Regions from separate parts of the Homo sapiens genome. Here region 2 is linked to region 1. The links are chromatin loops, found by intact Hi-C in ENCODE. Cell type or tissue: PC-9. All regions are shown on one strand. Links, peaks and the distances in the headings refer to the core of each region. The heading gives the core; the rest is flanking DNA.

Region 1 (8,343 bases), core at 75-8,074:
GTACAGTGTGGTTCTTGAGTCACAATGACACACCACGGACTTAAAATGACCACTATTTGAGCATTAATAATGCCTTGGTGTTACTCAGCACAAAATTTGACTCACTAAGGAGGTTTCTTTTGGTTTGTAGAGGACTAAAAGGATTGAGCTGGTTTGGTGGTGTATTAGTCCATTTTCACGCTACTGATAAAGACATACCTGAGACTGGGTAATTTATAAAGAAAATGAGGTTTAATGGACTTACAGCTCCACGTGGCTGGGGAAGCCTCACAATCATGGCGGAAGGGGAAAGGCACATCTTACGTGATGGCAGACGAGAGAGTGGGAGCCAAGTGAAAGGGGAAAACCTTTATAACACCATTAGATCTCGTGAGACTTATTCACTACCACGAGAACAGTATAGGGGGAACCGCCCCCATAATTCAATTATCTCCCACTGGGTCCCTCTCACAACACATGGGAATTATGGGAGCTACAATTCAAGATGAGATTTGGGTGGGGACACAGCCAAACCCTATCAGATGGTTATAAATATCTAGCTATAAGAAATGAAAATGTGGAGACCATGTTCTGGTGCCTAGTGCAAAACAGTCCTAGCCTTTTGCCAGCATAGTTAACTGGATTACTGAATTACTAAATACTTGGAATAATCCAACTATGTGTCCAAAGCTACAATCAGGCTTAGGTGACAAATGCTCTTAGCCAGCCTGAGCCTGTGCCTGTTCTTACATTCAAAACCCTAATAATAGCAAGCCTCCTGGATCTGGAAAAGCTGAAGATGCAGTTTTGTGAAAAGAAAGCACAAGGCAGCAAGGGACCCAGAATCTTCCAAGAAGGTAGGGCATAGTTCATAGTGTGTCTTCCGGAAGAAAAAACCCAGACATTTAGCTTTCCTCTTATTTCACTGTCAAATGGCAACACTGTTGCATACATCAGGGCTTCCTCCTTTCTCTTCTCTTGTGCAGCTGTGGGTTTTCCAAAGGCCTAGATCTACTGTGAGATCTTCACTCACTGCCCATTTCTCAGTGCCCCTGCTCCCTCTCCTATGGATCCAGGAATGCGAGATTGGGGCTGAAACTCAGCCTCCACTTTCCATATGCTCCTGGTGTGGTTGGTGGTTTATTCTTTGTCATCCATGACCCCACAAAAACTACTTTCATCTGCATTTAGAGACACCCTTTGGTTCCCTACTCTCTGGGTTGCTCAGCAAAAATATTTTTGTGTCTGCCTATCAGCGGCACTCATATTTTGTAAATGAAAAGATGGATGGATGATGAATGAATGTCACTTTTTACTGTTCCTAGTCCCTTACCCCCCATCTCTATATCCACTCCTCTTATTCCTTTGGACATGCAGTTTCATCCTTCAAGATTCAGCCCAAATGTGAAATAGTAAGTAGCGGGTATTTAAATAGCTATGAATGATGACAAAGAAATTATTCTTACTTTTAAGATGGTGGTGGGGAGGACTGTCCCCCTTTTTTAGCCTTTCGGCGGAAACAAAATCACAATGACCAATTTTGTCAAGCAAAACAATTATTTTTTGAAAGTCACATTTATGGGGTCTGTTCTCCATGAGATCACAGAGGGCATTTTTGACTGAAAATCTGGTGCCTTTAAGTTTTATAAAGCAGATTGTGCAAGGACTTTGGCTCAGGTTTTCTGGATGGCTCTTTAAACATGTGGATAGATGTCGCACAGCCTTAGGCAGTTGAAAGAAGCAAAGGGATCTTCTTGGAAGAGTGCAAAAGACAGCTGAGAGCAGGTGACCTGGGTTGGGCTTATGGATGAGGCAGGTGCTAGGGACAGGGCCTGTTTACCCTGCAGGGGGAGGGGGTAATTGCAGCAACTTTTGACTCTGTAGGCATGAGATGAAGGACAGGCAGAACCTAGAAACCAGGGACAGGGTGTCCAATAGGCTTGGGCTCTGGGCTTGATGTAATGCATAGGATTCTGATCCTCAGGAAGGAGATTGTGGAATGAGACAAAGTACTGAGATGGGATCTCTAAATGAGGGGGCTCAATGCACCAAGGTGAGACATGATTCAGGGAACAGTGTAGGAGCCCAGTGGTTAGGATTCTCAGTCAGGTGGGTGCTGGCAGCATCTACCTAACCAAAACTGCCTTGGCCCTGGGAGAGGTGTACGGGAGATGGAGGCTACCAAGTATTACATTCATCACTCTGCCATCCAGGGGCAAACAGAGGGTAGAAAAGGCCAGGAAAGGAGGTAGCGTGTCATGCTTAAAAACGGAGACTCTGGAGTCAGACTTCCTAGGTTTACCAGCTCTGACTCTTACTAGCTCTGTGTATCTAAGTCACTTCACCACTTTATAGATGTTTCTTCTTCATCTGTCAAAAAGGAGATAAGAGTAGCAGGTGATTCATTTTGTAGTTATGAGGCTAAAATGAGTTGGTGAATGTAAATGGCTCATTACAATGAAGGCTCAATACCTTTTAATTATCATTAAAAGATAGGGAGGCAATTGCTGGCTTTATTAAGCAACCTAGTTTAGAAATCCAAGTTGGACATTGAAATATAAAAGATCATGGCTTGCAAAGTAGTCTAAGCCATGTTTACGGGTTTAACTTTTTACTTAAACAACCTCTCGAGCCCTTGTTCTGCAGACTAGGTAGTGCTCAGAGTTTTCTGGCAAACACTGGCCTTCTTTTTCTTCCTCCTCTTGGTCTTTAGTAGGCAGAGTTTTGGTTCTTCCTTTCCACTTTTTCTTTTAAACTACTCCAAATTCTTGACCTGCCTGGACCTCTGACCTCATGACAACTCTCTAAGCTGAAGAAACAGCTTTTCTCCGAGGCTAGCTTAAGAAAGTCTTAGTGACTCACTTGAGGACCGAGGTTGCCTGCAGTCTCGCTGCTCTGAGTGTGGTTCTGCATGACAGCAGCAGCAGCAGTAGCAGCAGCGGCACCCAGGAGCTTGTCAGAATGCAGGATCTCAGGCCCCCACCCAGACCTGCTCACTCAGAGTCTGCATTTTAACAAGAGCCCCCAAGTACCTCGTGTGCATATGAAAGCCTGAGAAATATTGGGGAAAAATAATTTCATTATTTGCTCATTTCCTCAAAATGCACCAGAAACACCATGGAGAACAAATGTGTTGGTTCCTGGTTGCAGCTGACTCTGTAGCTGAGGCCGTGAAATGGCTGGAGAATGGCTGGATAGCACAAGGGCAGCCTGAGGGTTGGCTATGTCCCTGAAGCTGCCCACAGTAGAAAATGCAAAGAGATCTTTTTAATACTCAGCGAGCAAGAATGCAGAGGCCAAACTTCAGCATTCTGAATTGAAATTGAGGCTACTAACAGGATAGGGCTCCATTAGCCATCACACTGGACTGAGTTTTACACAAGGGACCATAGCTTTCTGACTCCTACATATGGCCTGGCAGCAAATAGCTGGACTCAGCTAGTGGTTAAGAGTGTTAACAAGTGCTGTGCACATCCTGCCTATACCCTCTCAGCCCAGCTTCTTCATGCAAACACAGGCCATTCTTTGCCTAAGAGCTCTTTTTCTGGCTGTGGGAACATAGCCTGATTAGGGAGCAGCCTTCAATCAGTCACAAATGGGAATTTGTGGGTAAATACTTCAGCTCCCTCAGCCCACAGGTAGGGATAACAGTGAGTTATCTATCCTGGCACCCAGAGTTTCCTAGTAGAATCGAGGTCCTGTTGTCCACTCTGGTCACTTGCTTGACAATGCACCATGTTGGCTGCCTTCCTGTGCCCTGGTCACCTACTGGTGCTTCCTGTGCCCTGCTCACCTACTGGTGCTTCCTGGCATCACTTTCTGAATAAGTGACTTGTGATTACATCCGTGTCTCAAGGTCTGCTGCTGGGGGAAGCAAACCAAGACAAAAGCAACAGACTTGGGTCTGCATTTTGACCCCTGTGATTTATCATTTGCCTGACCTTAGGCAGGTCATATAATCACTTTGAGGATTAGTTTTCTCTTTAATAAAATGAGGATAATGAAAAGAACTCTGTATCTGGGTTGCTGTTAAAATTAAATGAACCAGTTAGCTAAGAACTTAATACCAGTGAAAGCTGAATAAATGATAGAGTAGTTATGACTCAGCTATTATCCACATGTACTATTATAGAAGAACTAATCTATGGTGATAAAAGATTCTGGTACTCAGGTGTTTTTTTTGTTGTTGTTGTTATTGTTTAAGAAATGAGGTCTTGCTATGTTGCCCAGGCTGGTCTTGAACTCCTGGCCTTAAGTGAGCCTTTCATCTTAGCTAACCGAGTAGTTGGGCTTACAGATATGAGCCACCAGGCCTGGCTCTAGTACCCAGTTTTGAATTTAGCATCACTAAAAATGCACTTCTGAGTCTTTTCCTGTTTTTTTAGGAAATAGACTTTCGGTGTTCTGATTTTGCTCCCTTGCAGAACTTTCCTTCTATTTAGTCTTCTCAGGTATTCATTCTGGCTTTGTGGGAAATGGAGAGAGAATAATAATGAATAGCTTTGGAGTTAATGGTCAAGCCTATTTACACAGGCTTAAAAGTTTATTATGATGGTCTGAGTAGGTTTAAGTATATCTTAGGTATTTTTTCCTACAGAGAATTAAAAAATCCAAGGGCCCAGAATTCTGATTCATTTATAGTTGGCTTAAATAACAAAGGATGTCCACTTCCATTGGTACTGCTAAAAAATAGAACCTCCTCCTCTCCAACAGGCAGAAGAGTATTGTTAAGGTGTAAGGAGAGGACATGAAGCAGAGGACAGTCTGTGAGAGCAGAACAAGTTTAGAGTTGCATGAAATTCCACAATCCCATTGTTTAAGAATGCTCTGGTGCAGGTGGCCATTCTTAAAACCTGTCTCACAAGTTATTAGCTTCTATCTGGACTGGTTGTGTGTGTCATGCACATACAGTTTCTGCAGATCCTAAACAATCCCTGTATTATCAGTCCAATCTGTGTGGATGCATATGAAGGATTAAGACATCACTGCATACTAAAGCAGTTAGTATTATCTTGGGAATAGCAGAGCAAGAAACAGAGCCAGCAGCATCTGATGCTGTACATATTATAACTCCATTCAGTTCTTTCCCTGTCCTTATACTTCTTGCTTCCCTCACCTCTCAAGAAAGAAGTCATTCAGAGGACCCTGGAAATAACTGCTCTCAAGGGGTCTGTTTTTGTGATGTAAATACAACAGCAGCAGAATATGCTCGTGTTTCAAAGTTGTATTAAACATGTGGGTGTGTGGGAACAAGGGTTCTGTGCACCTGTGAATGAAAGCCTAGTGGTTTCCTATTGCTGCTGTAAGAAGTTAGAATACACTTAGTGACTTTAAGACAACACAAACTTATCTTACAGTTCTAGAGGTCAGAAGTCTGAAATGGGTTCGACTGGGTGAAAATCAAGATATTGGCAGGGCTGTATTTCTGTCTGGAAGCTCTAGGGGAGAATCCATGTCCTTGGTTTTTCCGGCTTCTAGGGAAATGCTTCCTGCATTCCTTAGCTTGTGGTCTTCTTTCATCTTCAAAGCCAGCAAGGGCTCTTTAAGTCTTTCTCACATTGCATTGCCCTGATCCTCACTCTTTTGCCACTCTTTTCCACATTTAACAACCCTATGATTGCACTAGACCTACGTGGATAGTCTCTTTAAGGTTAGCTGTTTTGCGGCCTGAATTCCATCTGCAACCTGAATTCCCTTTGCCAGGCAACATAATGTTTGTAGGTTCTGGGGATGAGGGCATGGACGTCTTTGGAGGGTGAGCATTATTTTTCCTACCAAAGAGAGCAGAAGAGCAACAGCAGCTCAGGCATAATAGACTCCCATGGGTTAGAGGACAGACTCTGACCCTAGCTGCACCCAATTCTCAATTAGTTGGGAAGGGCAGTATTTACCCAGATAGCTCCAGGCTTCACTATTAATCAGTTGTATGATCTTGGACAAGTTGCTTAATAACTCTAAGCCTGAATCTTCTCATTTGTAAAGCAGTTCCTACCTCATGGAATTCTTCACAGGGCTAAATAAATTAGAGAAGGCCATTACCTCAGCATCTGGCACAGAGGACTTTCTCAATAAATGTTAGTTGCTAGTCTAAATAACAACAGCTAACATTCATTGTTAGGATAGAGATAGTAACTATTATCTATTTTTCATGAGTACAAAGGGAGGGCATGAAGAATAAGTTACTGAATGTTTTGAGAGCTTTGTAAAATTGGGAGATAAAATTTAACCCTTAAATTGTAATTTCAGCAAAAAGTTAAGAATTTAAGGGAAAATTTTATTGGAAATAATTTGAAACGTAATAGAAAAATTCCAAGAATAAGAGTACTGCAAAGAACACCCACTTACTTTAACCTAGATTCACCTATTAACACTTTATCCCATTTGCTTAATCATCTCGTCTATGCATATTTATAGCTATGTCTGTCCACCTGTGTTTAAATGTGTGTGTACACACACACACAATTGTTTCCCTGAATTAAGACAAAGTTGCATATATCATGGTCTTTACCCCTAAATAATTCAATGTGTCTTCTTTAAGAATAGGGTATTCTCCCCTTTAAGAATAGGGTATTCTCATACAATTACAGCAGGATTCAGCAAACCTTTTCTATAAAAAAGCCAGATAGTTTTACTTTAGGCTTTGTGGACCACATACAGTCTCTGTTGCGTAGTCTTCTTTTTCTTTATACGACGCTTTAAATATGTAAAAGTGTTCTTAGTTCACAGGTCATAAGTTGTCTACCCCTGGACTATGGTGAAATGATCCACTTCAGTATTTTTAATGTTGATACACTATTCTTATCTAATATTATCTAATTTACCATGCATCTTCCAATTTTTCAAACTGGCCTAGTAATTTCCTTTATGCATTTTCCTGTCTCTTTTGGAATCTAGTCTAGGACCCGCCATTGCACTTGGCTGATACTGTTCTTTCTTATCCTTTAATCTGGGCCATTTCCTCAGCCTTTCACTGTCTCTTATGGTATTGACATGTTTAGAGAATACAATTCCCTTTTTAAAAATAGAACATTCCTAATTTGGGGTTGTCTGGTGACAGGATTCAGTGCTCTAACCTGCATCCCATATAAATGATGTCAAAGGCTTTTTAGGGTATCATATCTGGAGACACACAGGGTCCATCTGCCCCTCACTGATGACTTCCAGGTAATAGCAAATGGAAAAACAACAACAAAACAAAACAACACAAAAACAGAGAATAGAGAAATTCTAAGAGAACACTGCTGTAGAGACAGACGATCTTCAGAATTATTATTTTTTTTTCATCCAGTGCTGTTCAAAGCTTTAACTTAAAGCTTGTGTCTCTGTTTCCATCTCTACTAGACATATGGAGAAGGCAACTAAATGTTTTGAGAAAAACCAGTTTAGCTGGGGAACAGCATGGTAAGAAGCAGAACTCCCAGGTGCCTTTTGTTGCTTTTTGAAGTACATACATTCTTAGCATGATTGTTCAGGTCATGCTGAAAGTCCTGCTGCTCTCTGCATGCTCCAGATTAGTTTTCTGCTTGAAATAATCTTTTCTTCTTCCCTGATTAGAATTATCTTAATCCTTCAGCATCTACTGCAAATGCCATCCATTTTATGCAATTCCCAAGGAGAAATAGACTCTTCATTTTTCCATAATGTTTTCTACTGTCCCTTAGTGACACTGATGACAATGACGAGGGTAATAATAGTAATAACATAGCAGCTACAAATAATTCAGTAGTTCCCATTGCCAGGCATTGTGCTAAGCACTTATATGCCTTTTCCAACCACAGTATTATTTGTGTATCATAATTATCCTCATTTTTGGAATAGAAAAATTGAGATCCAGAAGGTAAAGTAGTGTGTCTAGGACCACAGTTTCACAGTCTAATAAGCTGTAGGATGAGGACACAAATGCATGGGTCAAAGCCTGTACTTTGTTTTAAAATATTGGAGCAATGGTTTTAATTTTATATATGTTGTATGATTATAATAATATTGTTAGCTTAAATTTACTTACAGGGAAACATACAAATATTAAGTGTACAATTCGATGAATTTAAATAAGAATGTAACCATCACCCCATCAAAAGATTGCCCCAGAAAGTTCTTTTATGCCTCTTCTCACCAATTCCCTCCCTCCAAACCAGAGACAAGCATTGTTATAATTTCTATCATCATAGATTAGTTTTGTCTATTTTTGAATTGACTACAAATGAACTCAGACAGTATGTATACACGTTTGTGTCTGGTTTATTTCACTCAAAATAATTAAAATAATTTTTCTTGAGAGTCAGCCATGTTATGTGTAGCAGTAGCTTGTTGCTTTTTTTTTTTAATTGTGGAGTAGTGTTCTATTGTATAAATAAATAATAGTTT
Region 2 (8,343 bases), core at 185-8,184, 70 kb after region 1:
GACAAATGGTACATAGAGAGATGTTCAGGGAACAGCTGTGAGAACTGGGAGGAACATGAAGCTAACACTGGCTGGAAAAGGCAGGGGAGGTTTCATGAATGAGGGAAGAATTGATCAAAGGTTTGACTGCTGAGCAGTGGAAGGATAGGCACAGTAGCAATGAATAGAGAGAAAGATCCCCAAGATAGAATTGAGAACATCAGGATAGATACCCATCACCTTTCTCCTGGACCACTGCAATTACCTCCTGGGTGGTCTCTTTATTTGATTTTGACTCCTCAACTCTGCAGGTGCTAGACAACTCTTTCTCTAGCTCTAACATCCAACCATCATCTATAACAGCATTTTTTTTTTGGTGAATAACAAAAAGTATGTTTTTACATGTAGAACTGACGCAAATGATACACTATTTAGTTCTTGATTTGGGGTAGTTTAATTTTATGTGTGATGGTAAAGTTTCTCGTTGGGTTAAATTTTACTGAAGGTCTCTGTACTTCCTATGTCTGTGTGTTGGCATCTTTCCCCAGATGTAGATGTTTTCAGCCACTCTCTGCAAATATAATTTCTGGAAAATAAATTTTCCAGTTAGAGGAGAAAAGATAATTAAGAATAATAAAGAAAGACCACAAGAATTATGGGACACCATCAGGAGGTCTAACTCTAATCTGCTCCCTAGAGATGGCCATCAACAAAAAGAGTTTGGGAAAAAAAAGTATGTACCTTTGCCCTGTGCTGGGGATTTTCATGTCAAAAGCTAGGATGTAGCAGTCAGTGGCAATATCTTTCTTATTCCTCACTGTGTCCCCAGTGTCTACACATGGCCTCACACATGATGTGGGATAAATATTTGCTGATTGAATCAACTTGTTAAGTGCTGTGAGCAATACTGAAGTGAAAAACCATTTAACTTGGGAAACTCAGTACATATATCAAATACATTTTTTTTTTCTTTTATCTTTCATGACATCTACCTATGTCATGAGAAAAACTCTTTGGGAATTGTTGGTTTTCAGTATAGAGCTTAGTTATTTGGTACAGAAGACAATAATCTGCCTGATCTCTGATGTTCCACCTTCCATTTATTGCCTAAGCAGTATCAAATGGCTCTCACTTCACACCCTGCTTTTTATTCCTTCCTAGCCTTTCTTCATATCGTCACTTTTCGTAATTTCTTCAGTTTCTTCTGTTTCTTCCCAACTGTTCTCCCCTTTCACCTCTCCCTCACCTCCACCTCACATACAGACACTCTGCCTGCCTTAAGACACAGCTCTGGCTTCACTTCCTAAAAAGCACCAGGCTGGATGTTCTCACTGCATAACACCATCATTACACTCACCACCTTGTATAACAATAATATTTTAAAGATTTTTTAATAGGCAAGTCACTTAATAAATATTTTCTGTTCATTAATGAAAGAACAGAAAATAAAAGATCACTTGCAAAAATAATAGCTTCCATTATCTCTTATTATCTTTTAAATATTTCAACACTATTGTCTGGTGTGACAAAGACTGGCTATTCACCAAACCCATTTACCTCTCCTCCTCACAGCTAGGCTACATTTCTGACATCCCTTGAAGACAAATGTGGCCATAAGACTGAGTTCTGAGCAACGTGAAGTGAATAGAAGAAAAGTGTGTTACTTCTATGACTAGCTCATAAAAGCCTCTCTTCACTGTTGCCATCTGAATGTTGATGGCCAAGATGACCTTGGAAGCTACACATTAAAGATTCCAGAACCTTTGTTAGCCTGGTTTTCTGAAGAAATGTGAGGAACAGAGTCCTTACCGCCTCCCAACCCTACTTCTTATCACTACCAATTAGATTTATTATGAATAGAAATAAATTTCTGTTGGGTTATGCCATTGGGATTTGGTGGCTTATGTATTATGACACCAAGTATTACCTTAATACACACATACTATCAGAATATTGTTAAATTCTTTCCTTTCTAACCTTTGCTTAGAAGGGTTTGGTGGAAGTCTGAGAACCAAATTACCTCCTCAAGGAAATGTCTGTATTAGGAAACACCTGGTCTGATCAAAATTCAAATCAAGGTCTGAGGAAGTTTAAGTATAAAATTAACTCTGTAGAAGACCCAAGTCTTAGTTCTTGATTGATTGAGCATGTCTTTGTAAGTGTTAGGCTTCACTGACCCCAGAAGTCAAAGAGAGTGATAAGTTACAAATATGGAAACTTTGAGGGGTCAAGTTTTCCTATATTAGCTACTCCAGCCCTTTCTTTCTATTGATTAATCAGGTCAGTTCATAAGAGGTTAATTTAATTTCCCATCATCTTGAGTTTCCCATTCACCACCTGAGAAGTCAGCCAACAAAACAGTGAGGATCTGAGGAGGGCCAAGGCTTCAGCAAGGTGCAGCCAGAGTGGTGAGTGAAGGATGAAGGATTCCCACAAAAGGCAGGATTGCATGGAGGGGTCTAAATTGAGTCCCCAGCAGAGTGTTTAGTGAATATCTGCTGAAGAAATGAGTGAATGAGGGAGAGCCAAGACTGGGAAAGTTAAGAGAGGTGGTAAAGACCTTCCAGGATAGGAGGACCAGTGTGGGCACCCATTGGTGGGTGGAAATGAGGGAACATGGCCTTGCATGGGCCTCTGGCTGGGCCTTGAATGGTATATACTTGGTGATAAGCTGTATAGAGTCCACTGGAATTGAATAATGGAACGCCTTTGATAGCAGGGTAAGCCAGACTTTGTCTTTCAGGTAGTTGTGAAAGAAAGGTGTGCTTTCATTGGGATGTTCCCCTATCAGAACTGCAGAAGAAATGCAGGGCAGAAATATTTGTAAACTGGACCCCACTTGGAATGACAGCTAGGGTGAAGGTTCTAAGTCAATTGGACTTACTTCAGCTTTAGAGCTAAGTGGCTATCCTTCACCATCCTGCAATGGCTGCATTATTCTGATCTTGTTTATAACTGGCTGGCTCACTTGAGGAACACAGAGCTTTTATTGAGTTATTCTGATAAATCAGAGAAAACAATGTACTATTGGTTTTATATCTCTGAGAATAACTACCACGTTCTTGACCAATTATAAAATGCCATGTGAGAACAATGTTTATCTCTCAGGTGCTCAAAAGCTTTTATGGACATGCTCTTATTTACTTACATGCTATTCCAAAGAAGTAGGTGGTGGATCACTGCAATGGAATTAGAATCATCTTCACGTAATAAGAGAGACACAAGGACATTAAGCAACTTGCCTAAGGTTATGAAGCGGGAAAAGACAGGACTAAGTTGATCCTCTCAAATCCACATACCAGGGTTAAAGCCCGAAAGAAACATAAAAGTTAGATCTTTAAGACATGACAAACTGGAACATATTTCAGAAATAGAGTACCCATGGGACTTAGTCTTTTTCCATCTCAGGTGAATACTAGTAGCTGCAAACACTGTGCAAAGCTTGACTTCCACGTGCGTGTACCTGTGTTGGGCATGGGAAAGATCACTTGGGTAGTGTCTTACAGCACCCAGCCTCATGGAGGTCATGGGCTAGTGGAGAGAAACCATGTGCAAAATAGAACAAAAATAGAACCTTTTAAGACTAGAGAGCAAGAAGTCTAGCCAAGTGCCATAGCAGTGGTGAAAAGGAGACAAGGAGTTTGATAATTTATTTCATGTTTATACATCTGTTCATTCATTCATTCCAAAATTATATATTGAGCACCAACTCTGTGCCAGCTAGTGTGCTAGGTTCAGGTGAAATGGTGTGAGCAAGAGGGACAGAGGCCCTGCTCTCACGGTTTAGATCTATGCTGTTCAATACAATTGTTGCTAGCCATATGTCGTTAGTTACATTTAAATTTCAATAGTTTAAATTAAGTTTAGAGATTGAGATCTTCGATTGCACTAGCCACATTTCAAGTGCTCAATATTCTCATGTAGTTGGTGGCTACCTTACTGGACAGGACATTTATAGAGCATTTCCATCATCATAGGAAGTTCTATTGTCCAGAAGTTGGCAAATTATGGCCCGCAGCCTAATTTTGTAATAAAGTTTTATTGAAACCCAGCTGTATCCATTTGTTCATGTATTGCCTATGGCTGCATTTCCGGTGCAGTGGCAGAGTTGAGTAGTTGTAACAGAGACTGAATAGCTTACAGAGCTGAAAATATTTACTATCTATCAAAGGCTGCCAACCCTTGGTCTGGAAGGAAATACGGATGAACAATATTTAGAAAAAGGAAAATTATAAGTAATTAAGAGTGCTGTGGAGTGGTTATAGGATGGGATCTGACCTAGTTCAGAAAAAGAGAAGGTCCTCCCCAAAGAAAATGAAGTTTTAAATAAAATCTGAATAATCAGTAGGAGTTTACCAGGAATAAAAAGTCTTCCAGGCAGAAGGAAGTGCTTGAGGAATGGTAAGGAGGGTGTGCGGTTGGGGTAGCTCATGGATAGGGAGGGGCAGGCATGGCTGAATGTCAGTTCCAGGAGGAGGACCTCCATCCACTTTGTCCATTGCTAGTAGTACCCCAGTTCCTAGAACAGTGTCTGACATGTAACAGGGGTCCAGTAAATATTTAATGAATGAAGGAACAAATGTAAGAATGAATAGGCTGAGGAGGTGATGCAGGGCTGGCAAATTGTGTTAAGGATTGCAGCTTTGATCTTAACACGGGAAGCTACTGATGAGTTTAAACAAATGGTAGCCTGATCAGGCATGGTTCTTGAAAGGGCCATTGGAAGATGATGTGGTAAATAGATCTCCAGGGAGCCCCCGTATTCAGTGGTTCACAGTGATTTGTGGTTAGTCATTTTAAAATCTCTTTTATATTCGTGGTGGAAGAAAATTTGATGAGTCCAGCTTACTTAGTTGGTTCTGAAATTTCAAGTCTCTGACCAAAATTCAAAAGGCTAGTCTCCTAAATTCCACAGGAATGAACCAACAACAGAGGTGTGTTTTGACATCACAGTGTGGTGTGCCCTGTGGCATTTCTTCACAGTAGGGGCAGCCAGTGACTCATGGATGAGTTATTATGAGGGTGGGGCTCCTGGAGGCACATGCAATGTGGTTCTGACAGTCATTTGGCTGAGCTCCGTGGACTGAACTTGGATTACAAACCACAGTTTTTCTTTTTGAATCAAAATAAACCAATTTCTTCTTGCACCTCCTTGCTGAGCTACTATACCTAGGTCCCACCCAAAATTTCCTGTCCCCTGATGCTAGACCAAACAGGGACTGCTATTCAGCCACATGTAGAAGCAGAAGGCTCTCTGACCTAGAAAGAGAGAAACTTGCCAAGGATTCAGCAGCTGTTCCCTTCTCTGTGTGTTTATTAGGAATTGGTGTGTGGCTGCACATAGCCTATTACCCCATATAACTTGGTTCATCTTTTGGTTTCCTTTGAAGACAGAATGTATCCTTACAGATTACACTTAGTTGAAATATACGGATTCCCTGGCTGAGATCTTTTGTTTGCACTGAAAGCAGCACATGTTATTTTACTTTTCATGAAAGCCTTTTGCTTCCATGAAAAATAAGTATATTGTCTCCAAACAAGTAATTCGCTAAGAAAATGGCACCACAACAATTTATTAATTTGCTTCCAAAAAGTCTAATAATATCCATGATCATAATTATAATTATCTGATTAATTGTTTTCAAGTGCCATATAATATAGGAAAAAATAACCTCTCCCAGAGCAAGGCTAATCTTGACTAGCAATACTCCTGAATCAACCAGCTTTGTATAACCAGGCATGTTTTAGCCATCATAGCTCCTGAGCCGAAAGAAGTGAATAGGTGAAAAGCATGAGTTATCTGACTGGAATATTAAGATTGACATTATACTTAACAAAAGCGAACTGATGTCTGTGACTTGTTTAATTCAACCATTGAATCATTTTCGCAGGTCACCATGTGGAGCACTTTTATTTCTGAGTACTATACTCAGTCTGTAGGGACGTGATTCAGTTGTCTTGCTAAGAATGAACCAATGGGAAAGGATGGATTCTTAAAGAAAAGGCCAGCCCCTCCTGTCATAAGCTAACAAACTAACCCGAGATGTACTTCAGCTGTGGGATATCTCCAGGTGCCCCAAATCATTTGCATGGGTGGACAAATAGTGTTACTGTCAAGGGCTCCTTCGGAGTTTGTTTCTGGTTTTGTGATGTGTAAGGGAGTACAGTGTTACAGGCAAAGGGCACAGGCATGTCTTGCCCTGGATTGGCCGTTTTGAGATCTTGGGCAAGTGACTATACCTGTTTGAGTCTCTGTTGCTTCCTATTTTAAAATAATAGCCAAATAGCTTCATCAGCAGTAAAGGATACGAGTGTCCCAAGGCTGTGTTCCAGGTCTGAATATCACACTCTTGTGAGAGAACAAAGCATAAATAATTCAGCCTTAAAGGAAGTGGAAGCTAGTTACTGTTGTTGGCTTTGATCCTGGTTTTGACAAAATGCAAAACCAGCAGAGAAGAATAGTCCATTCTTATCTTGTATCTACTTGTTGGTTAGTCTAATAGTTCCTAAATACTAGTCTATAACACTTTAAAGACATGTATGAAAATTTTCACTGATGTATGGTAAAATTTAAAAATGATATATATGTGTAACATATAAGTATATTATGCTTGCAAGTATATACATATATGGACATCTTCCTAGGGACTGTCTCTTAATCAGACATCATGTCCATAATATCTTTTAGGGTGAATTTATGGACGATAGTGATAGTGGATAAGGGGTTATTAGATCTTTTGAATCATGGCAGAATAAAAACTTTGGTACAATATAATTCACTTAAAAAAAACTCACAGGTCTATGAAATTCTGAAGTCTGATTCCACTGGACTGAATCACCAGACATCAGCCCCCTGAGCTTTCACACTTTGTGAACAGAAACTTCTGGTCCTGTTGAGAAATGTATTACTAAGATCTTAAAAAAAATCATATAACATGGTTCTCTGAGATCTGATATCCGTTCTGCCATTATTATTCTAATATGTAAGAAGTTCTGGAGCCAAGTTTCCTTAGGACTAATTATCAAAGTAGGTGGTTGAAAAGCATGTTATGTTGCAAGAACCCAAGAGTTCCAACCGTGTCATCAATGCCTCTGCCTTGGGCAAACTCAACAAAGGAACCAAGGCGTGAATTGACTCGTGTGCCCTTGCTGGGTCTAGAATTAACCATTCGTAATGTCAAGATTTTAAGAATAGAGCTGAGGCTGGTCAAAGACTCCAAAGAAGGTATTCTAAGAAATATACATCATATAAAACATAGAGATGTGATGACAAAGGTAAATAATTGTTTAAGAGAGATTTGTAGAAAATTTTGCTATCTGATATGCCATGTAAAATCACTTTGCTGCCTAGCTATAAAAGTCTTAGGTAGAAATCAGTATTATTCTTTGAGGCTTTTAGAATCGCATGGATTTTTAAAATTTTAGTAAGACTGATTCCCAAAGCTGTTCCTCTGGGCAGTTTAATAACTAAATTGACACTTTTGCGTGTGTGTGTGTGTGTGTGTGTGTGTGTGTGTGTGTGTGCGTGCTGAAATAGATTACTGAAGAACAGAGGCTCTGATTTTTTTCCTTCCTTCCTGTTCTTATGAGGGGAAGTGGACGGAGTTGTATGCACTGAATAAGGGCCTGACAGGTGTCTGCTGCACCCAGCCCTTGAAGGCATTCCTGAATGTAGAGTCGGCGTGTCTGTGTCTGGCATTATAATATTATCCAGCTCTGTCTCTATTATCTATGTGGTTTTGATCTCACTTTTCTGAGCCCCATTTTCTCATCCTAAAACAGGTCAGTAGCATTTGTTTATCTGCTTCACAGCACTGGATCACTTCCTGGATGACTGAGGGTACAATGAGATCCTGGATGTGAAAGGGACGTACAGACGTAAGGATCATTGTAGTTGATGCTGAAGGTTAAAGGGGTAAAAATTGGCCGTGTTTTATAAAAATCACTGTCTTAATTTTGGGTTCTCCAGAAGCAAACCTGTATAAAAGATTCAAATACAACCTGTTTATTTGGAAGGTTATCCCAGGAAGCACTGTTAGAGGAGGAGAGATGAGCCAGCCAGAAAAGGGAAGGAAACCAATGAACGGTGTGCTTTTAAGGCAGTTACCAGTGTGGGCAGCTGGAGCTCGCTTCCACCGGGGTCTGCAGAAGACAGTGTAGAACACACCTAAGAATTATCTTTCCCGAAGGATGAGGCTGCTGGGGTATTTATCATCCAGCTCCCATCAGTCAAAGGTTGAGCACTGCTTCTAGGGGGTGTTGAATCTCCGGTGCTTTTGGCCTGATGCCCACTAGGGAAGAACGGGCTCCAGTTCCTAGAACAGTGTCTGACATGTAACAGTTTTTCAGAAAGTTCTCAGAAAA

What was found. A loop is a pair of places that touch in the nucleus more often than their neighbours do. Peaks named below come from ENCODE experiments on the same cell type or tissue, not always from the same donor. Only the 100,000 strongest peaks of a DNase experiment are listed, where the experiment ranks them.
Region 2: it touches region 1 in a loop (7-fold over the local background); 4 of 110 quality-filtered maps call a loop at or near these places.

Annotation. Positions count from the first base shown.
Region 1 is chr20:13,096,403-13,104,745 of GRCh38, reverse strand. All of the region lies in intron 6 of SPTLC3 (serine palmitoyltransferase long chain base subunit 3), which reads right to left. Among named protein-coding and RNA genes, the nearest start is that of SPTLC3, 92 kb to the right of the region's middle. In PC-9, for the core only: no CTCF peak of the experiment used is centred there; a DNase peak (open chromatin) is centred at 4,865.
Region 2 is chr20:13,026,802-13,035,144 of GRCh38, reverse strand. The region is part of intron 1 of SPTLC3 (serine palmitoyltransferase long chain base subunit 3); the gene reads right to left. Among named protein-coding and RNA genes, the nearest start is that of SPTLC3, 22 kb to the right of the region's middle. RefSeq lists an enhancer at 4,465-5,664. In PC-9, for the core only: no CTCF peak of the experiment used is centred there; a DNase peak (open chromatin) is centred at 4,984; H3K4me3 peaks cover 971 bases; H3K27ac peaks cover 2,137 bases.